Regions from separate parts of the Homo sapiens genome. Here region 1 is linked to region 2. A link is an interaction called in ENCODE POLR2A ChIA-PET data of the cell type or tissue named here. Cell type or tissue: GM12878. All regions are shown on one strand. Links, peaks and the distances in the headings refer to the core of each region. The heading gives the core; the rest is flanking DNA. Region 1 overlaps GOLGA4 (golgin A4). Region 2 overlaps LRRFIP2 (LRR binding FLII interacting protein 2).

Region 1 (6,987 bases), core at 690-5,689, 170 kb before region 2:
CATACTGCTAAGAGTTATATATATTAATTTTTTTAACATAAACTTGGAAAGATAAAGTTAGATAATGCCATCTTTATTGGGGGGAAATATATTCTAATACATTGCTTGTCAGGGTATAAATTGTCTTCCACAGACCTCACAGCAACTAGGCAACAATTAAAAATACATGTAATCTTTGCTTGAGTTAATATTCCACTTCTAGGCATCTACCCTAAATAAATACAAATGTGAACAAGTATGGATAAGAATATTCACAGGCCAGGCACAGTGGCTCACGCCTGTAATCCCAACAATTTGGGAGGCCAAGGCAGGTGGATCACCTGAGATCAGGAGTTCAAGACCAGCCTGGCCAACATGGAGAAACCCCATCTCTACTAAAAATACAAAAACTAGCCAGGCGTGATGGCACACGCCTGTAATCCCAGCTACTCAGGAGGCTGAGGCAGGAGAATTGCTTGAACGTGGGGGGCGGAGGATGCAGTGAACCGAGATCACAAGATTGCACTCCAGCCTGGTGACAGAGCAAGACTCTGTCTCAAAAAAAGAAAGAAAAAGAAAAAAAATTCATAACTTGCAATAGCAAAAACTGAAAACAATCTAAATATCTATCAATAGGAAACTGATTAAATTACAGGACATTCATACAATAGAATCTTGAGCAGCCTTTAAAATAAATGGGGTATCACTATGAATTATCAACTACCAATGGCTAAGGAACAATCTCCTAGAAAGATTATTAAGTGGAAAAGCAAAATATAGAACATTCTATATAACATGCTGTCTTTTGTGTTTAAAAAAAGAAAAAACTGAATTTTTAAAAACGATGTCAGGATTGTCCATGTGGTTTTTAAGTTAAAAAAAAAAAATTCAGATACCATTTAAAGGAAAGCCTAATAAATCCATCTATAAGGAAAAGAAAAAAAAATCAGAGAAGAGAAATTATATACACAGGCTATCTCTGGGAAATATACTCAAAAAGGAAAATACCACTTTTCTTTGGGAAAATGGGAATCTTTTCACTACATACTTCATATCTTCTGATTTTTATACCATATGTCTATATTATCACCTTTCAAAATAATACATTATTTTTAAGTTGTTGGAGTCCATGATAACATTACTTATCACATCATATGACTATTTTAAAACTTAAAATATAGTCAGGCAGTTATAGTTAAGGTCTTATATATCCAATAATTGGCCACAAATAATTTCTGCTTTGCAAATTACCTATAGTTCAGCAGGAAGAAGAAAATGAAAGAAATATAATTTGCCCCCCTCAATGCCTGTTATGCACTCATAAGTAAAAGCACAGAAACCTTACCATGAGTTATAGAAATGCATATTGAAACTCTGAAATCCAAGCCTCATCTATTCAGATCTATAATTTATCTTAAGCCATTTTAGTGGCCATAATCAAATATCAAGAATATAAATGGGGAGTCAGTAAAGAAATAGGATAAAATGAGCAAAGTGGCAAGAAAGGCAAACATGACAGGAGGAAAAACAAGCAAAAAAAAAAAAAAGCAGAAAAAAATGGGTGAGGAAGGAAGCTGGGAGCAGGGAGGGGCCATGATGATGACATGTTCATATTTCTGAAAAATTGAAAATCTATGGGATTTTAAAAATTCATTAATTTCTAAGAGATCTTTCCAAAAAGCTAACTTTTAAAGTGAGGTCTATCTATATTAAGAGTAATCAGAACATTAAGTAACAATGATCCTTTAAAACATTTAAACAATCTAGCCCCTCAGTCACTTACTCCCTCATTCCCTCAACACACATTAGGCAAGTACCTTCTTGGCCAAGTTCTCTGGAGGATATACTACTGAAGCAGCTAAGTAGCCTATCTTCAAGGTGCCTAAGAGTCGGGGAGCCACAGAACAGTTAAGGCACATCTCAGTTTATAACATAGTCCACTGGAGAGAAAGCAAAGCTTAAAAGGTTCCAAAGAATTACCTAAGTATTAAATGCATTTATCTATCAAAAATTTTACAACCTGAATATCAGAAAACAGTCAATGTCTAAAATACAAACAAACTCTTCTTTACAGTCAAAGAGTGTAAGGAAAAATACACTTAAATTTCAAATTTGTTGTAGCCCATTTCATTACAGAATTATTCTTACTTTCATTACATCAACAACCTCCTGTTTCACCCGACTTAATTCCTGTTGAAGACTGATGCGTTCCTCCTCACTTGTTTTTTCGATAGTTTTTATTTGTTCATCCATTTCTGCCTTCAGTTTTCTCCGTGCTTCCTCTGTTTTTTGGGCTGTACTCAAAGCTTTTTCAAGTTCCTCAAAAGCTATAATGAAAACAACAGAAAACAAGTATCTCAAGAAATATTATCATTGAGCTAAAGTGTTTTACATTCAATTTTTGAGAACTAAGAGCAGCAGTAGCAGGATAGGTTAAAAAACTCATCACTGTTCTAAGCCAAGAGATACTGGAGTTGTTGAACAAAGCCACAAGAAACGTTCGGTCACCAAAACCAACTTGTCACTGAGTTCTGGATTAGGATATTAAGACTTGTTTATATGAGCCTAAGCTTAGAAGTTTGGAAAAAATAAATTACTGAAGGCTCTCCATTCTCTACCAGTTTCCTTATGGATAGTACATTTAAAGAAATGAAGATATGTCCCTATTTCTGTACTGTATAATTTCAATTGTTTTTCGTTTGCTCTAAAGTTCTTATCATCAATAATTATGTAACACTATTATATACTCACTATGACACTTTTAAGAATGGAAAAACTATTCTTAGGCATATTTTATTTTTAAAAACTTCTTAACTATATAATAAAAGAGCAGAGATTTTTGTTTCTTTTTTAAACATTTACTGGCTGAATATTTTGAAATGAAACTTACTATTTGTATAAGTTTCAAACCAGAGTTGTTTCCAGGTGACCAGAAAGAAATCTTTACCTGATTCAACAGTATTACAGAAAGGCACTACCACAGCAGGGAGTTTTTGGGTAAGATAAGGAAGAATTCAGGCTCTGCAAAAATAATCATCTTGGCTAGAGTAGTAAGGTTTTTTTCGTGTGTGTGTGTGTGTGTGTGTGTGTGTGTGTGTGTGTGTTTGAGACGGAGTCTTGCTCCGTCACCCAGGATGGAGTGCAGTGGTGCGATCTCAGCTCACTGCAACCTCTGCCTCGCGGGTTCAAGCAATACTCCTGCCTCAGCCTCCCAAGTAGCTGGGACCACAGGCATGCACCACCATGCCTGGCTAATTTTTGTATTTTTAGTAGAGATTGGGTTTCACCATATTGTTCAGGCTGGTCTCAAACTCCTGACCTCAAGTGATCCACCCACCTTGTCCTCCCAAAGTTCTGGAATTACAGGCATGAGACACTGCATCTGGCCAGGTCTTTAAGGAAGCCAAACAGCTCAACATTATCAAACAAAATCAGATAGGACGGGTGCAACAGGTGTGTAACTTGGCACCAAAAATACATACATGTGACCCAGCACATTGGCTCATACCTGTAATCCCAGCACTTTTGGAGGCTGAGGTAGGTGAATTACCTGAGGTCAGGAGTTCAAGACCAGCCTGGCCAACATGGTGAAACCCCATCTCTACTAAAAATTAGCCTGGTGTGGTAGCACATGCCTGTAATCCCAGCTACTTGGAAGTCTGAGGCAGTAGAATCACTTGAGTCTGGGAGACAGAGGCTGCAGCAAGCTTCTTAAGATGGTGCCACTGCACTCCAGCCTGGCCGACAGAGCAAGACTTTTGTCTCAAAAAAAAAAAAAAAATACATGTGTGTTTACGTGTATTTGTGTATACAGATGGTCCCTGACTTATGATGGTCTTAGATTTGTCAACTTCACAATGGTGCAAAAGCAATACTCATTCAGTACACTCCTCCACTTAATAATAAAGTTATGTCTGGATAAGCCCTTCACAAGTTGATATTGGTATTTTCAACTTACAATGAATTTATCAAATTCTAACCCCATCATAAGTCAAGGAGGATCTGTATATGCCTGTGTATATGTGTACATATATGTGGGTTGTATATGTATGTATGCATGCACACACACACATGCATTATTTGCATAATGATACCCTAGGAAAATCCTACTGCTACTGTCATCCTAGATTGTTTCCTTTAGTCCTCACAGAAGTCTCCAGCCTTCCCTCTACCATTGAGATAGACTATAAACAAAACTCAGTTTTCAAGATGGGTGTGTAATCCTACCAAGAAACGTATGTCCCAGGGAGACAGTTGTTCACCGACATATATAATATTTTCACTTCCAGTGGTATAAGAAATGTGGGAACTTCAACCTATGGCAGCTCAGAAAAAAAGGTCTTTCATTAACAATTTGGTTTAACACAGTGGTTTGGGCACAGGAATTGCAAACTTGAAGACAAACATCTATTCTAAAGCATTTTATTAAAGGCAAATTGCCAAGAGAAGGGTGAATTCTGGTAACAACAGAGAAATGCAACTTAGTTTGCTCAATAGTTTAAAAAATAATTTATCTGGCAACCATATATCTTTTTTTTTCTTTTGAGATGGAGTCTCATTCTGTCACCCAAGCTAGAGTGCAGTGGCGCGATCTCCCCTCCCTGCAACCTCCGCCTCCCAGGTTCAAGCGATTATCCTGCCTCGGCCTCCAGAGTAGCTGGGACTACAGGTGCCCGCCACCAGACCGGGCTAATTTCTGTATTTTTAGTAGAGACAGGGTTTCACCATATTGGCCAAGCTGGTCTCAAACTCCTGACCTCGTGATCCGTCGCGCTGGCCTCCCAAAGTGATTATCTTTTATATGAAAAGCAAATCTATCCAATTTATTTTATATGTCCAAAGTATAAAACTGATACTCAAATAAGGTCTAAATTTCAAAGGAATATTAATTAGCTGAAATCATTTATAAAGATTCCTATTGCCAGATGCAGTGGGGGGCTCATGCCTATAATTCTAGCACTTCGGGAGGCCAAGGTGGGAGGATTGCCTGAGCCTAGGAGTTCAAGACCAGCCTAGGCAACACAGTGAAATCCCATCTCTACAAAAAAATTAAAAATTAGCCAGGAGCCGTGGCTTGTACCTGTAGTCTGAGCTACTCTGAGCAGCTGAGGTGGGAGGATCACTTAAGTCTGGGAGGTCAAGGCTTCAGTGAGCAGTGATTGTGCCACTGCACTCCAGCCTAGGTGACAAGTGAGACCCTGTCTCTCAAAAAAAAAAAAAAAAGATTCCTATTCTAACTTTACTGGCATTTGCCTGCAAACCCCAAGATGATAATCCTTAGATACAAATATGTTGGAAACAAAAATGGTATCTTTGTTTTACATATTCTTTTACTATAAATTCTAACGTTAAGCATACAGAAAATACGGAAATAATGAACGCTTACTACTAACAAGAAATTAGTTCCCTCACTTAAAAAAATCAGTCAAGTAAAGTGACTAATTATGGGAAAGATTCTGAAACAAAGTGCTTACTGCCTAATTAGTTTGTGTTGAAGGTTTAAACGCTGGAGGAATGAAAAAAGGTTATGACAATGTCTTTTAATGCTTAGGTGTCATCAGCCCCTTTTCATTATTATCCAGCATATAAAATTGCATCTCAGCATTTCTGAGTAATTCACAGAAATATCTTCAATCAGGCTCTGGAGAAACTGAAGACAGTTTTGATACCCTTTCAGCAAAATAAGAGTTTAAATGAAAACCTTTTGTCAATTAAGTAAAATAAAACAAAACTATGTAGTCAATACTAGTGAATTTTCTGTTTTCATTTTTTAAATTCCAGAATCCAGCACAGTATAAAAAAATAAATGTAATGTTCTCACCTTTTCAAACAACAAAAAATCCATGCCACAAGTTCCTGTTTAGATATAATTTTCTGCTAATTAAGTTTTCTAATCTAGTCAGTAAATTTCAGGATATTCTTCTATATACAGTCGAATTTTAGTGTTTAATCCACTAAAAGTTTGTCCAAGTCAATTTATTATCCATCATACAACAATGAAAGTAGGATGGATTTGGTTTCACAGTTCTTTTCATCTAAATTTAACCCTCTCTCCCACTTTCCAGTACCATGTCAGGGAACCAAATAATTTCACACCTAGAAAGAAACCATTGAAATCTTTCATTGACATATGGTAACTGAAGCATCCAAATTTTCCTTCAGATGTTAAATCAACTTGAATATATAAGCCTGATGATAGAACTTTAAAATTGGCTTTAAGCAACGATCCATACCTTGCCATATTTTTAAAAACTAAGAATGCTGAAATGGATCGAGCTCCATTGGGCAATAATGTTTCTTACTAAAGCAGAATTTCTGAGCCAATCAATTACTAATGGCTTTTAACTCTCAACAAAATGCAGTATGTTATACTTCTTTCTGACACAAAACTCACTGCTTTCTGCCTCCCCATCGTGCTTTAAGGAAATGTTAACTGGCCAAAAACAGTGGTGGGGAAAGGCATTTATATTTTATATATTTATAATATCCAAACACAGAAAACGTATTTCAAACCCATTATGGATTCTACACTGTATCACAAATGAAGCCACTTCCTCACAGGAAATCTGCCTCCAACACTGAGTCTCATCACTATGTTTAAAGAGGATATACTGAGAGTTTACTTACTACCCAGAAACATCTCACCTGACCTTGTAACCCCTAGAAATGGTGCCCACAGCCTACTAATATTCTAAAAGTGAATTCCCTACCCTTTCCAAAGTGAAACTAGGATTTTAATGTAAGTACTAAAAAAGTATGTTCAAAATGTCTAGACAATTTATCTTTCAAATTCCCAACAAAAGATAAGTGAGTGGGGAGAAATAAAGCGTGCATCAGTCACAGCTGACAAGTCTTCTGCCAACATGCAAGAGTGCATGGGAAAACCACAGTCACGGCACACATCAATAGGAAGGCTAAGCACGAACTGCCGCAGAATGTTGCAAGAACACACTGTGTTCTTCCAAAGCAAAATTCAATGTATCTCAGGCAATTTTTATTTAAAAAAAA
Region 2 (6,987 bases), core at 969-5,968:
CAGTTGCATAGGTTTTATGTTATGGAACATATGTGTGGCTGGCAATTCCAGACCTCATTGGCTCAGTTCAGTGCATTTCTGTCAAATTATGAATTGTAAATTTGCCTCCTTTAAAATAGCAGTTTTAGCACCATCAACACTGTGATACTAAAGTTTTAAAGCTAGAGGATTTTCTTCTTTTAAAGTCATTTGAGTGTGTTTTCGTGTACTACTGTAGTATTTTGTTTTGTTTTGTTTTTGAGATGAGGTCTTGCTAGGTTGCCCAAGCTGGACTCGAACTCCAAGGCTCAAGTGATTCTCCCACCTTGCCTCCCGAGTAGCTGGGATTACAGGCACCACTACCATGCCTGGCTTGTTTTTGAAAAACATTAAATACAGAAAGATTTTGGCAATAATATAAGTATCCATGAGTCCAACACCCAGCATTAACAAATGTTAACATGTTGTCACAGTTGTTTCAGATCTTTTCTTTAAAATGTTAGGAAGAAAGGAAGGGAGAAAGAGATATAAACCAAGTTTAAGGTCCTTTGTTTCATTCCCCAGGCCTATCCCTCTCCTTCCTCCTATTAAGGAATCAGTGTGATAAAATAAAAATGTGTCCTTCTTGTTCATGTATTAAAAGTTCTAATAACTTCTGAACCTGCCACCTGGAGTCGATGTAGCTATGAGGGGCCGTGTCTCACCACCACTGCCCAGGCCAGGCATGGTGTTGGGCGCCAGGCCTGCCTCACCTGTCTTGGGGTGCCCAGGGTAAAGGCAGGAGTAGCGCTGACACCTGTAAGCAAACTGAAGTGCGATGACAGTCTCGAAGGGTCTGGGACGTCAGCCATAGCATCCGGCCCCAGTCAGAGGGTTCTGTGAGAGACAAGTTGATTGTTAAAGAGGTTGCAGAGCTTGAGCTTATTTACCTTGTACATGTCAAGAGTATTTCCTGATCTAAAAAGCTTCATTGCTTTCTGCTGACTGTAACCCCAGACGAGGGTTACTACTAGGGTGGAAAATTTCAGCTCGAAACTGGACTTCCTGATGCATACAATGTGGTGCCTTCCAAAGTGAAATGCCTGACCAGGATCTGGTACCCTAACATCAGAGATAGGGGAAATATGTCTAAAGTTTACTGAGGACATTCGATTGACAGCACTGGCTGGGCTCCCACGAGATCATTAAAGGATGTTATTTGGAGATTAAATTATTTGTTTACTAATCTTCTGAATTTTGACGATCCACTGAATGTTGAAGCTGCAGAACATCATTTGTAGGACAAGGAGGACTTCTTGAATAAAGTCGATGACTACATCAAGTGTTAATGCCAGATGATAAAAGGAGAAGATTGCAGGCCCATGGACTGTGTGTTACAGTTTGTCTCTAATGTGAAAAAGCAGCAAGAGGCATTGCCTTCTCTCCCCTGTCCCCTGACTCTCCCTCTCATTCCCCTGGATTGTCCCAGTCCTGTGACCATGTTGTCCTGACGAAGACCATCTTCATGACTGCCCGTTGTAGATGGAGAATTCAACATAAAGACAGCAAGAAAACGTATTTAGGTTTCTAAAGAGTTATCTGCTTGTCTTATGTTTTAGGCTGTTCTTGCATTGCTATAAATGCCCAAGACTGGGTGATTTATAAAGAAAAGAGGTTTAATTGGCTTATGGTTTGGCAGGCTGTAGAAGCATGGCACTGGCATCTACTTGGCTTCTGGGGAGGCCTCAGGGAGCTTTTACTCATGGTGGAAGGTGAAGCAGGAGCAGGCACATCATATGGCGAGAGTGGAAACGAGAGCGCAAGGGGGACAGCCAGATCTCACGAGAACTTACTGTTGTGTTGAAAGCACCACGTCGTGAGGGATCCACCCCGATGACCCAAATACCTCCCACCAGGCCTCACCTCCAACACTGGGGATTACATCTCAACATGATATTTGGAAGAGACATCTAAACTATATCACCTTAACATGTTTACTTTTTTGAACTCGTACTGTTTAGGCTGTTGGTGATACTCTTGAGAAGTTGTAATGAACTCAAAATTGAGGCTGGAGCTTTCTTATTCTTTTCCCCAACAAAATTGGTTTTCTCCCGAAGTGATGCTCATGATGTGTTCAGTGTAACTTGCAGATTGGAATAAGAAACCTGCTACAAATTGTGATTGGATACAAATGCCCTTATCCTCTGTGAATGTTGGCCCTATCTACATGTTATGAAGTTTCCCAGAATGCATAAAGTCTTTCACTGTAGACATTTTTATTGAAATGCATATTTTATTTAAGTATATTTTGGACCAATTAAATTAAATTTTTACAATGTAATGCTTTATTTTTTGTGTTCTCATTTTGTATTTTGTATTTTCATTGTATAGGGCAAAGACGTTGGGTTGGCCGAGCATGGTAGCTCACGCTTGTAATTCTAGCACTTTGGGACCAGAGGCCGAGGTGGGCGGATTGTGTGAGCCCCGGAGTTGAGACCAGCTGGCTGGGGCAACATGGTGAAACCCTGTCTCTACAAAAAATACAAAAATTAGCCAGGCATGGTGACACGTGCTTGTAGTTCCAGCTACTCAGGAGGCTGAGGTGGGAGGATTGCCTGAGCCCAGGGAGGTTGAGGCTGTGATGAGCTGGGATCATGCCCTGGGCAACAGAGTGAGACCCTGTCTCAAAAAAAAAAAAAAAAAAAAGTAGGAAAAATGTTGGGTCAACCACCTATTGAAGAGAAATACAAAGAAACTATGAAAGGCATTATTCATTTTGTCCAAATGCAACAAGAATATGGCTCTGAAAAGTCATCTCTTGCTCTCAGGTCCACATGTGGCAAGGACATTTTGGAGCTCTTTGAAACTAGATCTGGATGATAAAAATAAAAACAAACAAACAAAAAGGCAGGAAGCCCATTCTCACATGCTGCCCAGAGGAAACTGGCTGGAGCTGGGACCTGCTGGGGTTGGTGTTCTTGCAGTGATCTTATGATCGTGAGCCAGTAGCTACTTAGAGTGCCAAACCCTGGCTGTCCTGAGGGACAGGATAGATACTCAGGAATCAGCCCAAACAATGTCTGATGCTACTGAGACTGTACCTGTGGCCGCCTTCTGCATTTGCTTTGACTCCGGGCCCTGCCTGGGGATGAGCCTCTTAGGCCTTAGAGGACCAGGATTCAGCAACAGCATATGCCATACTTGGCCAGATTAACACACATTGGAGGAAGAGCCCAGAAGAAAGACAGGTGGATTTACTCCAGCTTTTAAACATTTGAACCAATGAAATCAAATGCGAAATAAATGTTTGGTTTCAAAAAAAAGGTTTAATATGTATCACCATAAACAGCCTTGTTTAATGGGTTTTTGTATATTGCCTTCTAAGAGCTCTATAGACACCGGGGTGTAAAACAGCTAGCACTATGGTGGGAAACTGCCAGAATAGTAAGTAGTTCAGTATAGCTGGAGAGGGGCTAGGGAATGGGAGGAGGTGATGTTAGGGAGGAAATAGGGACCAATCATGAAAGGATTTGTGTGCTGAGGAATTTACATTTGATTTTCAAAGCTGTGGGGAGCCATTAAAGGGTAAATCCTTTTTCAGATTTGAATTACAGTATAATTGCTTTAGCCACCCAGTGGAGAGTGAGTGGTAGAAGGTAGAAGGCAGAAAACAGGAAGCTGTTATAGTTTTCCATTTATTTTTTGAAACAGGGTCTTGCTCTGTTGCCCAGGCTATAGTGCAGTGGTGCAATCTTAGCTCACTGCAACCTCTGCTTCTTGGGTTTTGGGACTACAGGCATGTACCACGACACCCAGCTAATTTTTGTATTTTTTGTAGAGATGGGGGTTTGCTTTGTTGCCTAGGCTGGTCACGAAGCTGTTGTAGTTATCTTAGTGAAAGATGATGAGAACCTAAAATAAGACAATGACAATAGGAATAAAGAGGAAGGTCTGGATAGAAGAAATAGTAAAGAGAATCTTGATGGGAGCAAAGTAGTTGAGACTTAGCAACTGAATATGGAGGGAGGATAGAAAAGAGGAAGGACCCTTATGATGAGTCTTTGTTTCATATTTTGGGTAATGGGGTAGTTGATGGGGAATATAAAAAAGAAGAGGAAGATTAAGGGAATGATTATAAATTAAATTAAGGTTGTATTAAGTCTGAGTTCTAGTGGGAGAGCCTCAGTTTTTTTTTTTTTTTGGAGACAGAATCTCATTCTGTCTCCCAGATTAGAGCACTGTGGCATGATCTTGCGCTACCACGCCCGGCTAATTTTTGTTTTTAGTAGAGACGGGGTTTTCCCATGTTGCCCAGGCTGGCCTTGAACTCCTGAGCTCAAGTCATCTGCCTGCCTCTCAAAGTGCTAGGACTACAGGCATGAGCCACTGTGTCCGGCCTCAATAAATAAATACATGAATGAATAAATAAATAAAGATGCTTCACAAATTTGTATATCATCCTTGCACAGAGGCCATGCTAATCTCTGTATCTTTCCAATTTTAGTATATGTGCTGCCATAGCGAGCACAGCTTCAATTTTTAATAGCAAGTTGGATCAGGATTGTGGGAGAAAATTCTAGCTTGGGCATAGAGATTTACAGACTAACAGTATGGCCCAGGAGAGAATATAGAATGAAAAGAGCAAGAGGTGAAGCTTGAAAACTTTGGTTATATTAACATTTAAGATGCTAGCAGGGAAAAATGTGCTTATGAAGGATGCTGAAGGAGAGAGATGAGAGAATAAAGAGGAAAACCAGGAGACACTAGTATTGGAGAAAGCTAAGAGATGAGAGTTTTAAGAAAGAATATGTGTTTAGTGATATTGAAAGTCCAGAAAAGACAGATGAGATAAGAATAGAAAAATTCTATTGGGTTTGGTAGTTAGAGGTCATTAGTGACTTTTGTGATGAACAATTTCAATAAGGTGATATGAGCAGAAGCCAGATTGCAGTCATTTGAAGAGAGTGAGAAGTGAAGAGGGAGGTGTGAGAAAGCTTAGCTGTAAAGAGAAGATAGGGTAGAATTGGACCAGGGTGAGATTTTTTGCTTGCCTTTTAAAGATCAGAGAGACTTTGAACCTAGTTATGATGAAGAGAGTGAACCAATAGAAGTAGAGAGCAAAGACCCAGAAGAGAGATCAGATAGTTGGGACAAAGTCCTGGGGAGGACATCATAAAATGGAGGGTGTGTATGTGTGTGAGTGTGTGTGACGGGGCTTGGGAGGGTTTGACTTTCAACAACAGAAGAGGCAGCTCTTCAGTAGAACCACAGGGAAAGTAAGAAAGAAGGGAAGACTGGGAAGTCTGTTAGTGGCTTTGGAGGGTGTGAAGCGAATGCCTTCTTCAGACCTTAAAATGCCTTCTGTCATGAAAACATTGGCACAGGAGGGGAAATACTAAAAGTGTCAGAACTGGAATAATGAAAGAAGTGCTGAACTGATAAGGTCTTGCAGAGAAACTTTTTCCATTGATAATTCAGATCATTTACATTATATATCTTGGAAATACCTTCCTGTTTTGTTGTTGTTTTTTAAATAGGCTACACATTGATTGGTACCCATTTTGTTTTTAAAAACCTTGTATGGTTCATTGTGCAGAGCCTCTCCTTCATGTGATTTTGCTTTCTGAGGTTTCAGTTACTTATGTTTGACCACAGTTTGAAAATATTAAATGGAAAATTTCAGAAATAAACAGTTTGTTTATTTTTGTTTAAATCGTGCAGTGTTCTGAGTAGCATGATTAAATCTCACATCATCCTGCACAGGACATAAATCATCCCTTTGTCTAGTGTATCCACACAGTGTATGCTACCTGCTAGATAGTCTCACAGGAGCCGGCTCTGTTATCAGGTTGACTGTCATGGTATCACATTGTTTGTGTTTGAGTAACCTTTAGTTTATTTAATAATGACCCCAAAGAGCAAGAGTGACTCTGGCAGTTTGGATATGCCAAAGAGAAGCCATAAAATTCTTTCTTTAAGTGAAAAGGTGAAAGTTCTCAACTTAGTAAGGAAAAAAATTGTGTGCTGAGGTTGCTAAGATCTGTGGTATGAACACATCTTCTATTCATGAAATTGTGAAGAAAGAAAAGAAAAATCTGTGTTAGTTTTCCTACTGCATCTCAAACCACAGAAGTTATAGCCAGTGTGTGTGATAAGTATATTATGATGGAAAAGACTAGATTTCTGAGTGGAAGACATGAACAGAAACATGTTCTGATTGATGACAGTGGGATAGGGTTTGGTACTATCTGCAGTTTCAGGCATCTCCGGGGGGACTTGGAACTTACTTGGATAAGGGGGAACTACTATATACTTAAAGTACCTACATCCTGAAGAAATACACTTATTTGTGGTTCATTAGATACAGTACTTAAATATACATACCCTTTTCCTCCTCTCAGATAGCAGTCTCAAGTGAAATTCAATTTATGGATTTTATTTTAGGGAAACAGCACTGCCTAGCCCATTGAATAGGTTCCTCCTACTTGTAGACCCATTGGATGGATGGAAAATTTAGAATACGATTGATTGGCCTCACATGAGTCTCTGATTTGGAATGCCACCATGAGCCACAACAAGTTTATTTTAGCCTGTTCCCCTCTGTTTATTTAACTGAAGCAGTAACAAAATCCAAATTTAAATATCAGAAAGTTTAAGAATGCTTTGGGTATTGGGCATCACAGAATATAGCTAATCACGTTTTACTTTGAGACATTTTTACCTCACTTGTTCCTTGTTTCAGGTAAATTGCTTCAGGTAAATTAATTCCACGATGGAATAGTACGGATGGGGATAGAGTTGAGATGGAGAAACTGAAGTTAGGATTAGAAAACTTGATGTATTATAAGTGAAAGTACAAAGAGCCTATTTGGAAGTAGAGGGAGTCTGTTGGAGTAGATGGAGAGGATGGATTCAAGGGATATTGTAAAGGAAGATTTGTTAAGGAAGTAGGAGGTCGTCAGACCTTGGGTTTGAACAAGAGTGACAAGATTCCATTAATGGAAACTGGAAAATAAGGAAGCAAAGCCT

The links. Peaks named below come from ENCODE experiments on the same cell type or tissue, not always from the same donor. Only the 100,000 strongest peaks of a DNase experiment are listed, where the experiment ranks them.
Region 1: POLR2A ChIA-PET joins it to region 2 with 7 read pairs; 2 of 35 experiments call an interaction of 5 or more read pairs at or near these places.

The regions. Positions count from the first base shown.
Region 1 is chr3:37,310,739-37,317,725 of GRCh38, reverse strand. It overlaps GOLGA4 (golgin A4), which reads right to left. Exons shown (of 24, transcript NM_002078.5): 11 at 2,128-2,306. Among named protein-coding and RNA genes, the nearest start is that of APRG1, 67 kb to the left of the region's middle. In GM12878, for the core only: no CTCF peak of the experiment used is centred there; no DNase peak of the experiment used is centred there.
Region 2 is chr3:37,137,826-37,144,812 of GRCh38, reverse strand. The region is part of intron 2 of LRRFIP2 (LRR binding FLII interacting protein 2); the gene reads left to right. It also overlaps the pseudogene RNU6-1301P and the pseudogene UBE2FP1. Among named protein-coding and RNA genes, the nearest start is that of LRRFIP2, 33 kb to the left of the region's middle. In GM12878, for the core only: no CTCF peak of the experiment used is centred there; no DNase peak of the experiment used is centred there; H3K27ac peaks cover 474 bases.